Regions from separate parts of the Homo sapiens genome. Here region 1 is linked to region 2. Evidence: chromatin loops called from intact Hi-C (ENCODE). Cell type or tissue: PC-3. All regions are shown on one strand. Each heading gives the region's core, and the rest is flanking DNA. Links, peaks and the distances in the headings are about the cores only.

Region 1 (7,934 bases), core at 1,304-5,303, 330 kb after region 2:
AAACTATATATTCCTTCAGGCAGGGAACACGCCTTACCATTCTTTTAGATCCCCATAGCACTAAATCAGACTAGATATACAATAGGTATCTAATGAATATATGTTGATGTGATTGGAAGGATGCTAACACCAAATGTCGAGACTTAAAACAAATCTAGGCCAGTTGCAGTGGCTCATGCCTGTAATCCTAGCACTTTGGGAGGCCAAGGTGGGTGGATTGCCTGAGCTCAGGAGTTCAAGACCAGCCTGGGCAATACGGTGAAACCCCATCTCTACTAAAAAAAATACAAAAAATTAGCTGGGTGTGGCGGCACACACCTGTAATCCTAGCTACTCGGGAGGCTGAGGCAGAATTGTTTGAACCCAGGAGGCAGAGGTTGCAGTGAGCCAAGATGCACCACTGCACTCCAGCCTGGGCAACAGAGCGAGACTCCATCTCCAAAAAAAACAAAAACAAAAAAACCCACAAATCTTTCTCTAGGAAATGGCAACTTCATGACTACAAAATCTGGCAGCCCCCACTTTAGGCAGTGATTCCACTTAGCATCACTAATGATCTGGACAAACTAAAATTATGTGCCTCCTTTTGTGATGATATGGGAAATATACAACCTCAGCTTTAGAATTCTTGCCCAAAATATTTAACCTGTATATAATCATGTAGAAATAATTATACAAATTCAGATTGTGAGATATTGTTAAGAAAACAGATCTGGAATCTTAAAAATATCATAAAACACAAATAAGCAGGGAGACTCCTATAGATTTAGAGACTAAAGAGGTAAAACAACTACATTTAATGTGTAATCTTGTTTGGATCCTGGATTAAAAACGAACCAACAGTTATAATGATTAACATTACAACATTAACATTATTATTAACGGTATTTGGACAATATGGGTATGATAGATTGCAAAAATGGCTGTGATTGTTCATGCCCCTGTATCCATGCCCTTGAGCAATATGACTTTGCAGTTATTCCCATCAAGAGGAGCATGTGACTTGCTTTGACCAAAAGATTGCAGAAGTGATGCTGTGCCAATTCCAAGCCTAGGCCTTAAAAGGCTTTGCACTCTTCCACTCTCTTAGAACCTTCCCATAAGCCATGGAAACAAGCCTGTTCTAGCCTGTTCTAGACCCCTCTAGAGCAAAGAAAAGCCATCCAAACTGAGGCCGACTTAGACCAGCCAGCTCCTAGTCAGTCCAGCAGCTGACTCCAGAGGTATAAAGGAGCCCAGTTGATCAGCTGAGCCTAATCCACATTAGAAGAACCACCCAACTGGCCCGTGGAATTATGAGCACTAATAAACTGTGGTGGTTTTAAGCCACTAAGTTTTGACATGATTTGTTTATCAGCTAGCTGATCAAAGGCAAAATTTAAATGTGGACTCTATTAGATGACATAATGGAATCAATATTAAATTTCTAAGGCATGATAATGGTATTGTGAAGAAGAATATCCCCCTTACACTTAGGAGAATACTGATATATTTAGAGATAAAGGATCATGATGTCTGCCCTACCCCCTAGTGTAAATATGCATTTATAAAGAAAGATAAATCACATGTGGCAAAATGTTAGCAATTGGTAAACCTAAGTAAAGGGTTTTTTGGTTGTCCTTTGTATTAATATGTTTGTTTTAAATTTTTCAAAATAAAAAATTAGATAGAAAAAAAACCACACACCTCTATTTACCCCATAACACAGCAAGTTACCGTGCAGTGAACAGATCCTTTCCATCTCCCACCCCCTGACCCTTTTTACTGGAGGAAACACTACTACTGCTGAGTGGGGAGGGAAGTAGATATAAAGTGCAGTAAACCAGGGTTATATTATGATATAGTTAAATGAAAGACTCATTAATAGTTAAGAAATGTTTAAAGGTAGATGTTAACAGCAAGCAGCCATTAAGGTTTTCTTCCTAATATAATCAGAAGAAAAATTTGTGTAGGGTTGGATGGGACTTGAAAAGAACAAAGCTTTGGCAAGAAACGTGGGCAGGTCTTTGAATTATTTTTTGTTGGAAAACAAATATTCCTGTGTTTCTCTATTTTAAGAGATTTCTCAAACACCTGCAAATGAGAAGGGTATCTTGTATTCATCTCTACCCCCTGAAAATCCCTAAAGAATCTTACCAATATAACCAAAATCTGTTTATTCACAACCTAATGAAAGCCTTCTTTATTTAATTTGGATTTTCCCTCAAGGGATATGCAGCAATTATTAACGCTGTATATTGACTTATGTGAACAAACCCAGAGGCCTAGGTTCAAAGGATATGGCTTTCTGAACTAAAATCTAAGGACTTCAGCTTTATTATGCCATATAGAAAAATTCCACTTAGAGTGAATGGCAAACAAAGCCCATTCTCTATATAAAAAACAGTAATCCAGGTAGGAAGATTTTTTTTTTAGAAATATCACTACAAGTCTGTTCAAAGATCTTTGAACTTCGAAAAAGTCCAGAGCAATCCCATGTATTACCATTGTCAGATGAGAAAAACATTCAACTTATATAAGAAAGAGAAGAAAATATTGCCAGGTACTCTACATTTAATGAGTTGGTTGTTCTCGTTCATCAGAACTGAAAAATAAATGCAGCAAAGAATTTGTTTTAGGCATCATTGGGCTCAAAGCCAAATCCACCCCTCATTTTTCTTACAGAATTCCTTGATTTTTTAGCCCACAAACCCCAGGATGCTTCAGAATATAGTTTGAAACTATAGCTTTAAATTAAAATGGCTGTGCAAAAGGCAGGTACCACATACAGAGAGAATCTTCCAGTTATCTCTACAAACTTCATCAGATTCAGAGAAACCAAGCAGGCTATCAGGTCTTCAAGGAATCTTTGATGTTCAAAGAGAATTTTACTGTATACATTAATTCTCAAAAATGTTCAGGGGCACTGTAAAAACAACTGCAGGGCAATAGGCTTTCCTAGCCGAAATCTGCACATTAGCCTATCTCATGAAAGGACTAGCCGTCAGCAGACCTAGACATGGTCTAACACAGACACTGAACTCCCATTGACTCATCACCGGAAGTGTCAACTGTTTAAAGAAGGGTGGATTACTCATTTATTCATTTATTCTGTAAACATTTTTTTTTATAGAGACGAGGTCTCCCTTTGTCACCCAGCCTCCCAAGCAACTGAAACTACAGGCATCCACAACTGTGCCCATATATATATTTTTTTTCCTAGAGATAAGATCTTGCCATCTTGCCCAAGCTGGTCTCGAACTCCTGAGCTAAAACGACCCTCCTGCCTTGACCTCCCAAAGTGCTAGCATTACAGGCATGAGCTACCACACCCAGCTCTGTAAACATTTATTGAACAAATTGTATATGCCAAGCCCAGAGTAGGAAAACACAGATTAAAAGGGCATACCCACTGCCCACCAGGAGGTCGCAAATGAATGGAGAAGCACAATCCAAGCACTTAGTCAAACTGCAATAAACAGCCTTGCCACGGTTAAGCACTTGAGCCTAGATCCTGACTCTACCACTTATTGGCTTGGTGGCTTTGGACAAAATTGACTTAACCTGTACAAGTTTTGTCTCCTCAGCTGTAAAATGGGTATGGTAAACCTATTACATTGAGTTACTGTCAGAACTGAGATTACGTATATGACTATACATATTATAGTAACTTTAGGTAAATGTTGGCTATAATTATTAATCTTTGTTATTATCTGAGTGGTTACACTAGGTATCTAAAATCCACCCTGAGATTCTAATAATTAGCTGTGTGACCCAGAGTAAGTAATTTAAAATCTCTGGGTTTCATGCTCTTCATTTGTTAAATGAGAGGTTATAGCTAAGTGATCCTAAAATCTCTTCAAGCTCTGGAATATTAAAAGGCTCTATGATTGATCTTACATGGTTTCATATATGTCTCAATGACACTGCTCAGATAAACTGGTGAAACAAAGCAACTGCCAAATAAATCACCTTTCTTCAGTAGTTGTCTGAATCTTTCATTTTACTTCCTTTAACCTCATTACTTACCCAGGCATATATGGGATATACTAAGCTGACTGAGAGCTAAGGCTTTGTTGTACCAAATTGTGCATCCTTAATCCCAAACACCGTCCTGGAAAGTGATAGGCACCCAGTGTCTTAAAATTAAGATTCATACTTCCCTCGGGACCAAAGCTATACATATGCAAGGTGAGTGGACACTCTGAGGTGTAGGCCTGACCTCTAGGGATCCTTTTCTAAGTGTCACCACTTAGAAAAAGGGCTGGAGAGGTATTCCACCCTTTGGCCTTCAGTTTCCTCATTGGTAAAATGAAGGGAATCTATTAGATCAGGGGTTGGCAAACTATGGCTCATAGGCCAAATCCAGCCTATATCTCTACCCCCAGCTTAGAATAATTTTTACTTTTTTTTTTTTAAGAGACAGGGTCTCACTCTATTGCCCAGGCTTCAGTGCAGTGGCGTGATCATAGCTCACTGCATCCCTGAACTCCTGGGTTCAAGCCATCTCCCCACCTTAGTCTCCTGAGTAGCTACAACTACAGGTGTGTACCACCATACCCAGCTAATTTATTTTTATTTTGTAGAGACAGGGGTCTCACTTTGTTGCCCAAGCTGGTCTCGAACTCCTGGCGTCAAGTGAACCTCCCCACTTGGCCTGCCAAAGTGCTGGGATTACAGCTGTGAGTCACAGCACCCAGACAATTTTTACATTTTTTAATGATTGCAAAAACAAAGAACAATATGCATCAGAGATCATATGTGGCCCCCAAAGCCTAATATATTTACTTTCTGGACCTTTTAATAGAAACAGCTTGCTGCCTCTGGATTAGATTATCTCTAAAGTCCCTTTAAACCCTGACATTTTAACATTCTAATTCTGCTGGGTTTCCTTGAATTGTGTGATTCCGGCTCTTCACGCAGAGCAGTACCAAGTCTGAAACAATACCAAAGGCACAACAGGAACTCAACTACAATTTGCTAACTGCATAAATGAATTCTGCAGCAGCAACCCTAAGAACTAAATCCTCTACCAAGGGGGCAAGTTGGGTCAATGTGTATCCAGTGACTGCCTAATAAATGCCCCCAGGGTGGACGCCACAATGAGAGGAACAATCTACTCTTATTGGCCTTTTGGATGACGGTGGCACCTGGAAAGGCCTGGAGCTCAGATAACCAGGATTAAAACTCACCTTGTTCCACCAAATAAAAAAATACATGTAGCCATCCCCTGAACAAACCCCTTGGGCAAATTATAAAGCTATCTAGAAAGAGCTATCAGAAACACAGATCATCTAAACTGATCATCTTAATAGCCATGGACCCAAGAGAATAAATTCCATCCACAATAAGGCATATAGAATAATTTAGCTCACAACATTATTTCTTTTTCCCTCTATTGTTGTTAAAAATACACGATACCAAAACAAGGAATTCAAATATTTATGTCAGGGCAACAAGCCAAGGAAAGTCTTGAGTATATGATCCTATTAACAATAATAGAAGATAGAGCAAGGTAAAAGAAAAAATAAAGCTCCCTGCCTCGACTCTTGACCACACATACTTTCCCAAAATAAACAGCCAGCAATTATTCTTTTAATGTTCCTCCTCTGTTCACCCATAAATCACTGCTATGTATAAACCTCTTGCTGATTCAAAGGATTTTTTTTTTCTTTCAGTCTTCCTCTTTTTGATTGCTAACAATGAGTTCTGAAAAGGGCTGAGAGTGCTTTTCCACCATCCCTCAGTAGAGCATCTCCATTTACAAGTACAATACACTCCAACCACACACTTCATTGTCATACTGTTACGTATAAATCACAAAGTTGATCTAGAGATTCTGCCTTTTCTCCTTTCCTCTAAAGAAGCAACTTGGGGCTGGGCATGCTGGCTCATACCTGTAATCCCAACACTTTGGGAGATAAGAGGATGGCTTGAGGCCAGGAGTTTGAGATTGGCCTTAGCAACATAGCAAGACCCTGTCTCTACAAAAAATAAAACGATGCTCACTTCTCTCCACAAGGCCCCGTATGCCCAGTAATGACATGGAGTCACAAATCTCACCTTCTCCCCAGGCACCCTGCTCTAGATATGCTGGCCTAGAAGGTTTAAAAAGAAAAAAAATCCCACCTCTAATCCCAGCACTTAGAGGCTGAGGTAGGAGGATCGCTGAAGACCAGGAGTTCGAGACCAGCCTGGGCAACATAGTGAAATCCTAAAAAAGTAAGAAATTAGCCAAATGTGGTGGCACATGCCTGTAGTCCCAGCTGCCCAGGAGGCTGAGGTGGGAGAATCACTTGAGCCCAGGAAGTCAAGGCTGCAGTGAGCCGTGATAACACCACTGCACTCAGCCTGGGCAACAGTGAGACACTGTCTCAAAAAAAAAAAAAAAATCCTGAATATTATAATGCTCATTTCTAAGCTCTTCATAAACCAGAAGAGAGACAGTTTAAATTTGGATTCTTTCCCCGACTCAGTAGGTAAGCTTTTTCTTTTTCCAATAGCCAGAGGAGGTAGGCAAACATTGGCCCCTCTGCTGACCTTTCTATGAACCTCAAAAAAAATCTCTTTACTTCCCAACCTTGGGGTTGTCTAGCCAATCAAAATGAGTTTAATGTTAGCCTGCATCCTTGTTTGAGAGGTAAGGAGCCTGCATTAGGTTCATGCTGTCTGAGCTCTGCGACCTCTAAGGAAAGGTCCTGTCGTGGCTGCTCGCTGATGCCAGCCCCAAACAGCCTCACCCACCGTCTCTCCAAATCCCATTGCTGTAAGCCCTGCTGCTGGGCCCCAGCATGGCCCTGAGTGGCTGTACTCCACCCTTCTTAGATGCTCTGCCCTTCTCCCTGCTGGAGCATGTGAGCTGGAGCATCCACTCAAGCTCGAAAAAGAACCACATGGTTAAAAAGAAACTTTTTAAAGTAGGTAGATAATTAATGTAAAGAGGGGCAGACTGCCTCTACAATAAGATAAGTCTGATATCGCCTTGTTTTGTAACTATAAAAGTCCTTGCAAACTATTTATTAATGTTTGCAAAAAGATGCTGGGTGTGGTGGCTCACACCTGTGATCCCAGCACTTTGGGAGGCCAAGGCAGGCGGATCATGAGGTCAAGAGATCAAGACCATCCTGGCCAACATGGTGAAACCCCCATCTCTACTAAAAATACAAAAATTAGCTTGGTGTCATGGCATGCACCTGTAGTCCCAGCTTCTCGGGAGGTTGAGGCAGGAGAATCGCTTGAACCCGGGAGGCGGAGGTTGCAGTGAGCCGAGATTAAGCCACTGCACTCCAGCCTGGCAACAAAGCGAGACTCCATATCAAAAAAAAAAAAAGGAGGCCAACATTTGCCTGGTTTTTCTGGGGGGCAGAGGCGGGGGGTGCAGGGGGCAGTTTTTGTGTTTTTTTTTTGAGACAGGGTCTCACTCTGTTGCCCAGGCTGGGGTTCAGTGGCGTGATCATAGCTCACTACAGCCTCAACCTGCGGGGCTCAAGCAATCTTCTCATTTCAGCCTCCCAAGTAGCTGGGACTACAAGGTATACGCCACCATGCCTGGTTAATTTTTTTTTTAATTCTTTGTAGAGACAGGGTCTCACTATGTTGCCCAGGCTGGAACATGTGCCTTTTGAAGGTAAAGTTCAATAGAAAATTTGAGGTGATTCAAATAGGCTTTGGAAAACACCTTGGCCTACTTATTGATTATTATCAGGCATCTTTGGAAATAACTACACATCAATTATCCAAAGAGACTATTACTCTTTTAATAGTGTACAATCATTTTAACAGTAAGAATAAGAATGGTACAACTATTCTCACTCCTCAAAGTAGAATTGGCCATTCCCCTTCCTTTTGGGGCCCACAGTACCCTATAGAGATTTTAATAATGGGGCCAAGCATGGTGGCTCATGCCTATAATCCCAGTGCTTTGGGAGGCTACAGTGGGAGGATCACTTGAGCCT
Region 2 (7,934 bases), core at 2,003-6,002:
ATTTAGTCCACCAATAAGGGAGATATCCTTAATACCCCTCTTTTTCAGATGAGGAAGCTGCAACTTATAGAGGTTAAGCATCTTGTCCAAGCCCACACAGCTGATAAATGAAGGAGTCAGGTTTTGAACATAAGAAATCTGAGCCCACACCCAGTGCTGTCTGAATCACGCTGTCTGATATAATTACCAGATTCCATTCTCAGCACCTTTGAAACAATACATTCGCACTCTCAAAGGCCATCGATGCGAAATTCCTTATTTTCCCTTGTGAGTGCCTCAGGTCTAAGATCTAACATCTTCTCAAGGGATAAAGAGAACACAAAATTATGGCTTCTTACCAAAATATATTTTCCCAGCTCTATCAGTCACAGTCTTAGCCAAAAACTGATGACATGCTCCAAGGGAGAAACCAAAGAGAGTTTCACAAAAAAAATACTACTTACAGATGTGTGGACGGAGGTAAGGGAGCCACTGAGGGATGGTGAAGACCCAGCGCCTAGAAACAGCAAGACGCCTTTACCACGCCCAGGCATGAGGAAGACAGGCAAGAAGCAGTGTTAGAGACCCTGGACGGAGCTGGAACCGCTAAGCTACCAAACAGGAAACGCAGCCTGCTGCAGGCAGAATTCCTGAGAATGTCCCCAGGAGTCCAAACCCTGTCCCCACCCTTTGAGTGTGATGAGGAATCCTTCCGTCATTGTGTTATGTTATATCTCACTAATGGCCTTTATCAATAAGGGAGATTATCCAAGTACATCACTCAAATCACACGAGCACTTAAAAGCAAATAACATTCTCCAGCTGGTAACAGAAGAGGAAAGTGGGAGGAGATGACAGAAAGATTCAAATTGTGAGACAGACTTGATGTGACGTTTCTGGTCCATTGAAGATAAAGAGAGGGCCATGTGGGAAGGAATAGAGGCAGCTTCCAGGAGCAGTGTGGAGCTTCCTTGCAGCTGACAGCCAGCCAAGAAATGCAAATCTCAGTCCGACAACCACAAGAACTGCATTCCTCCAGCCTGAATGAACTTGGAAGTAGATCCTCACCTCCACGTGAGCCTCCAGATAAGAACCAGCTCTACAAACACCTTGATTTCAGGCCTCTGAGGCCCAGAGCAGAGAAGCCAGCTGAGCCCACCAGGGCTTCTAACCTACAGAACTGCGAACTAATAAATGAGTGTTGTTTTAGGCCACTAAACGTGGTGATTTGTTAGGCAGCAATAAAACACCATTGTACAGCCAAAGAGGACACAGCTATTGCCAGAATTAGAAGCCAGTGCCGGGGAGGCAGGGAAATGGGCAAATCAAACTGTTTTCTCCTGCCCTCCATCCTCCTGCCAAGGCCGCCCATTGATCAGGCCACTGAAGTTAGTCTCCCGAGAAACTTCAGCCTCACTGCGAGCCATGGGTATGTTCCAGTCCCAAGAGCAAACTTGGATTTTGTGAACATGAAGTTTACACAGTTTTAGGGGTGAGCTCAAGAAATGACTAAAAAAGAGCACAAAATTAATTACAAAACTAAATACTAGTTTAAAATGAAAAAAGTAATAAATTATAAAATCTATCAGGTACCAAACATCCCAAAATTCAAAATACTGAAAAGTAAATACAATCACGTGTCACTTAACACAGGGATACATTTTGAGAAATGTGTCTTTAGGTGATTTTGTCATTCTGCAAACATAGAGTGTGCTACATAAACCTAGTTGGTATATCCTACTACATTCCTACGCCATATTGTCCAACCTTTTGCTCCTAGGCTACAAATCTGTACAACATGTTACTATACTGAACACTGTAGGCAATTGTAACACCATGGCATTTGTATATCTAAACATAGAAAAGTACAGTAAAAATACGATATTATAATCTTACGGGACCACTGTCCTAGATGCAGTCTGACACTAACTGAAATGCTATGCAGTGCACAATTGTATTTTTATTAATTGCTTTTTCTCCTGGACTTTTGACTATGTTGCCTGTAACTGCCCCTTCATATGATGACAATGGCTGTATAACATTTTCAATAGAGAGAATATAAAATTGTCTTACCTTTAGCATGAGTGATTGATTTTTTAAATTATTCGTCTTTCCTCTAGCATGGGTGATTAATAGTTTAAGAAAGTGTTTCTCACCTTCACAATTTGTAATTGGCTGTGCCATATAAATTTTTAGAATTGTTGTTATATGTGGGAAGAGGTCTATCAATTCTTTCATATTTGAACTGTAAGATTTCACTGTATTTCAAATTTTCTTATGTAGTGGCTAGTCTTAAATCATTCTTGAGTTGATTACACTCATTAACCAGTTTGTTGTTGATGTTCTTGCCATAGTGGCGTATTGTGAGCTTTATGGGTCTGAATTTTACACCAAATCAGCAAGAAATTGAAATCATTTCTGATGTGTGCATATGATTTACTCCTCTTCAGTAAATGGATTACCAAGTAATCCAAGAGCCTACTAACTATTTCTATTTGCAATTTATCTTTTCCTCTAATGAATTACTGTGCTGGGTACTATCTGAAGAATTTTTTGTTACAACTCACTTCTTAAAGTCAGGTCTTTTCTTATTTTTATCTCTTATTAATTGTTTTTCTTTAATATTCCATTACTTTTATCTGAATTTTCTCTCTGTTCTTTAATAGCTAAATTTAAAGTGTCAAAGAAGGTCCAAATCAAAAATCCATAATTTCTCCTTTTTCTATTAAGACATTCCAGAATATCTTTTGGAAATTCAATTTAAATGCTGTATTCAAGCTTTATCAACTAAGCTAGTCCCATGAAAAAAGGAGATAAAATATAAAGTATATTTAAAATTGTATATGGTTTTAAAAATTACCAAGTGTGTCCTGACAGGAATGAAATTCAATTTTGACAAAGCATCAATAAGAACTAAATTCTCTGCTTACAATTTTACACATCAGAATGGATTAGAAGAAATTTCTATAGACTAGTTTCTGACTCCATACATTTCAAGCCTTGTTTCTCCCCTCTGCTCACATTTTCCCTGAACCAGGCACCCTGAACAGACTCTATTATAGTACAACCTCTGACCTTGCATCATGTTTTCACAGCTGCACAGTGGGCAGAGTACTATCCCTGGAAACCATTCTTATACCAGAACAGCTAGCAATAACTCTGCATGAAAGAGACAGAAAACCACGACAATGCAACAACTACACTCAGACTAAATGTATCCCCACTCAACTTCCCTGAGCTGGGTCCCCAAAATGTCCATGCTTCCCCAACGCCATCCAACACAGAGTAAAATGTGATGGAGCGGAAGTTGACAAGGAAAGAGGCAGCACACCTAACCAATTGCATGCAGTTGAAAATATCTTACTTTTGCAAATTTCACAAAACATAACCATGAGAACACATTGCCAGGGGACCCCCCCCCCCACCCACTTCCTCACATGCACACCTTGGACCTTGGAAAGGGCCTACGCAAATGAAGATCCCTGAAGCTAGAGCTTCATTGGCTTCACGGTAAATCTGTCTCTGATTTTCATAGTTAACTTGACTAACAACAACTATATTCGTTAAGGTAACCCTAAATGGTATAACAAACAAACAAACACAAAGATGCATAATAGCTCAAAGACACTTAGAGGTTTACTTCTTGCTATGGAAAGTCCAAAAGAGGTGTTCTTCATGGACAGGTAGCTCTCCTCCAAGTGGTGACTTGAAGACCCAGATTCATTGCATCTTGTGATTCCATCTTCAACACATGAATCCCAAAACTGCCATGCTCATCTGCATCACACCACAAAAGGACAAATGACTTGGAGATTTCTATGTAGAGAGTTCTATGGACCAGACTCACAAGTGATGTGTATCACTTCCGCTCACATTCCATCACCTAAGACTCAGTCACAGGCCGGGCATGGTAATCTCAGCACTTTGGGAGGCAGAGGCGGGAGGATCACTTGAGGTCAGGAGTTTGAGACCAGCCTGGCCAACGCGGTGAAACCCTGTCTCTACTAAAAATACAAAAATTAGCCAGGCATGGTTGGGGGTGCCTCTAATCCCAGCTACTCAGGAGGCTGAAGCAGGAGAATCGCTGGAAGCTGGGAGATGGAGGTTGTAGTGAGCCGAGATCATGGCACTGCACGCCAGCCTGGGCGACAAGAGTGAGACTCCATCTCAAAACAAAAAAAAAAGACTCAGTCACATGGACACAACTAACTGCAAGCCAGGAGCTGAGAAAGGAAACCAAGGCTTTGTAGCAGCTCAAGTCTGTAGAGGTTCCCAGTTTTCCTCCAACATCACTCTGAAGTCCAGGGTTACAAGCAGGGACAGTGGACACTTACATCAATCCTTTTCTATGGTTGCCCGGGCAGGCACAAATTTAGGAGAGGAAAAAAATAAAATCCCTTTCCATTATCTCTGTTCCAGTGAAGTTACTGGCAAAAGCCAGCGTCGTTTGTATGTGCAACCACTAGATGGCTCTTTAGGCCTTTGGATTCCCCAAGTTTTTGTTAGATGCTTTTCAGCCAAGCAGTTTGAAAGGATTCTCCAGTCATCTGAGCAGAGTTATAAATGGCCCTATTCTTCCTAGCCTCACCCCAAGAATGGACCTGGGCCTGCCTCCACCTCGGGAGGATTGGCAACCAAGATAAAAGAGAAGTCAGTGCTGTTAAGCAGAGCATGGGGAAGTCCGTTGGAAGCAGAGACACTGAGCCCAGAAGGCTTGGCCAGAGGCGCAGCTCTGCTCAGAAAGCTCAGTGGAATGTGGCCTCACAGTACCTGTTTTATTGTCTGTTAAATAGAAAATACACTGCTACTTTAATTTAATACAGGTGTCCTGCTTTTCCAAGTGCCTTTACAAACACCGTCTACTTTTGTCCCCATAACATCCCAGTCAGGCCAGCATTAGGCATTATGGGTCCCACTTTGCAGATGGTGAAACTAAGGGACTAAAATGTCAAATAACTTGCCCAATGAGGTCACGAGGCAAGTTATCCTTTTCATGGTTTCGTGCTTTGCATTTTGTAAAACACTGCCAATGCTTTGGCTTCCTCATTTCTCACAACAGCATATGAAAGCAAGACAAGCATTGCCATCACTATCTTCATTCTATAGAGGGGGAAAAATGCTAAAATCTAGTGAGGTTGAAGCAATCTGTTCATCTTGGCAGCATTCATGCTATAACTCTCCTTTCCAGATCTCCCTGTTAAAATTAGATTTTCAGGCTTAACACCAATTACTTTTCTGGAACAAAAGGGCCAATTCTCTCCGCTTATGGTCACATACAAAGTATAAATATTTAAATTCTTTTTAAATTTAGAAAAGACTTCTTTTATCTCTTCTATAGTTTCTTTAAACATGAAACCATAATTTTCGCCAATGTCAAGATTAGCTCTGTCTTTTGCATGCTTTCGTTGTGCATTTTGTCAACTACGTGAATAAAGAGAACAGAAACATAAAGGCATTGACGGAGACTGAGGAGCAAGCAGGTAAGAGAATGTGTGGCCAGTCCTTGGCGCCTCTGTGAGAAGCATCTGGACAGAGCAGTGGCTTCCAACTGTGCTCACCCCAGGCCCAGCTGCATCAGTCACATCTGTGAGTCTGGGGAAGAACTGGGCTGTTTTTCAAGTCCTCCTCTTGTCCCAGGAGATTCAGAATCACAGGCAGCACTGAGGACAATTCTGTTCTCCAAAAGAAGATCCAGCACTAGAAGTCCACGGTTTGCTCTTCTGTTTGAAACTTGCCTCTTAGCCAAAGGAAGATGAAAATCTCAGAGGAAATATCAAAGTGACCTAAAAGTCAGCTACAAGTATTAAACACAGTCAAATACAGTTAAATAAATAACAGGACTTGGATCTTCCTCAGACTCCAGATGAAATGGAAATAAATTCATAGCTAAAGGGGAGATTTTATTCTCCAACCATTGGATTTTCAGATCCTACTGACATTTACTAAGGCCTTGCATTTGGCAAATGCTATGCTGGAGGCTGTTTATATTTCAGTTCATCTTCACAACCACCATGTGGAAACATCACATGTCTCCATTCTAGAGATGAGAACGAACACTGATACTCAGAAATGATGATGTGACTGTCCTATCCAGCACTAGTGAGCATCAGCATTGGTTACATCCAGGTCTTAGAAATAACAGTATCTACCAGTACCTGGGAACCTGCTATATGCCTGGCCCTCAGCAGTAGCTACCTACCTGATTTCTAATTCTCACACTAACCCTGAAAAGCAGGGAATATTGTTATTCCCACTTTCCAGATGAGAAAACTGATGCTTAGAAAGGTTCGGTAAGTCTACAAAATGGCATCAGTAAGAAAAGGCAGAGTGAAATTTAAACCGGTTCAGTCTAGGCCGGTGACCACTGCAGTGTGCCAATTCCAGGTCCAAGGCGGCTCTTGTAGCTGCTGCTGTTGTGTTGTTGTTTCACCACCTTTTACTGTCATTCAACTTGCTCTCAGCAGTTGGTGTGTAACCTGTAGAAACCTGTAGGAACAAAGGTAAGGTCCTCCCAGCTGAACGGTGGCCCTGCTCAGAGGAAGGATAATAAAGTCATGCTGCAGCGCTTCCTGTTTCCTCATGCCATTATATGGACAAGATTGGCTTTTCTTACGATGTTCTGGCAGCAACCCATGACCCAGACCTGTGCCAATGTGATTCAGATACCGTCCAAGTTCTGGGCTACTGTTCAAATATGTCCTGAGTTCCTCTGGGCCACTTTATCCCCTGCCATGTACTGAAATCCTGTTGCTATGGGCAAAATTGATTAAGAGATCAGATTCTGAGCAGCACTCTGCATCCAGATCTTGGGGGCCCTGGAACTCGCATAGCACAAAGCTGACCACCCACCACTGGGCCCTCGGAGGGAGGCCCGCTCCCCTCCAGGAGAAGAACCAGACACTCCAAACACGCTGGGAAGATGCACCATTCCTGCCAGGCTGCTGCGAGTCCTTTGTGTGGGGTATTGTTTCGTCTTCTGGGGTAAAGGCTCACTCTGCCATTGCTCCTTTACAAACCAGCTCATATGAAGGGGCCAGTTAGTCACGGATTCCGGGTCATTGTGGAGGGGTAGGATGTTTTCAATGGCAGTGGTTCCAGTACCTTTTAAATCCTGAGATGAAAATCCCAGGGCACCCAGAGCTCTTCCTCATTGGATGCAAAAGAGGGACCAGGAAGTTCAAGGCTCTTTTTCAGCTCTCTCCTGAGGCTTCTTATTCAACGAGGGTCTTTGTATAATGCTGGGGGCTTTACATATGACATCTAACACAGCCACAACCCTGTGCCATATCATTATTGCCATCTGACAGGAGAGGAAGTTAAAGCTCTGGTTTAGGGCATGTAGCTAAAAGGGAAAAGCAGCAATTAACAGTAAGCTCTGTCTAACTCCAATGACGCCAAAGATACTCCCAACCTGCAAACCTCTTTTCCAATGTAGCCAGGACCCACCAACAGCAGCCACTACTAGACAGTAGGGAGCTCTTGTTTAGTAAGAAAATTTGCCAGCTAGAATCACATAGGCAGGAACAGGAAATAAATTGTGAACACTGACAGGGCCTCCCTTAGAATCAAGGAGCCCCATAGTCAAGGGAAAGGATTTAAAAGAAAAAAACTGATGACCCAAGTATATCGCAGAAAAAGAAGAGGCGTGCTGATGGTGCTGGGTCCCAGAGGCACAGGTGCCAAAACCAGCCCTGACCCAGTGCTCCTAGGGCCTAGCCCCAAAGGAGGAGATCATCTTCCCACAATGCACATGGGGCCTCTGCAGCAAATGGGAGCTGCTGGCACCACCAAGTCTGTTCTGGGTAGGACCAGTTTTCAGTGGTGACTCAGGGCCACCACCAGCTTTATAGTGTCTTTGTGCAAATTTGTTTTCAAAAAGCCTTCCCCTTCCTTGGATGCACGGCTTGGTGACACTAGAGTAAGCATGAGCTGGACTTCAGTTTCCACTCATCTCC

What was found. Peaks named below come from ENCODE experiments on the same cell type or tissue, not always from the same donor. Only the 100,000 strongest peaks of a DNase experiment are listed, where the experiment ranks them.
Region 1: it touches region 2 in a loop (11-fold over the local background); 1 of 110 quality-filtered maps calls a loop at or near these places.

What each region holds. Positions count from the first base shown.
Region 1 is chr11:83,042,114-83,050,047 of GRCh38, forward strand. The region is part of intron 1 of RAB30 (RAB30, member RAS oncogene family); the gene reads right to left. Among named protein-coding and RNA genes, the nearest start is that of SNORA70E, 4.5 kb to the left of the region's middle. RefSeq lists an enhancer at 3,151-3,705. In PC-3, for the core only: no CTCF peak of the experiment used is centred there; a DNase peak (open chromatin) is centred at 3,038; H3K4me3 peaks cover 838 bases; H3K27ac peaks cover 1,658 bases.
Region 2 is chr11:82,713,963-82,721,896 of GRCh38, forward strand. No RefSeq gene overlaps it. Among named protein-coding and RNA genes, the nearest start is that of FAM181B, 16 kb to the right of the region's middle. In PC-3, for the core only: CTCF peaks have their summits at 4,426 (motif pointing right) and 4,652; a DNase peak (open chromatin) is centred at 4,449.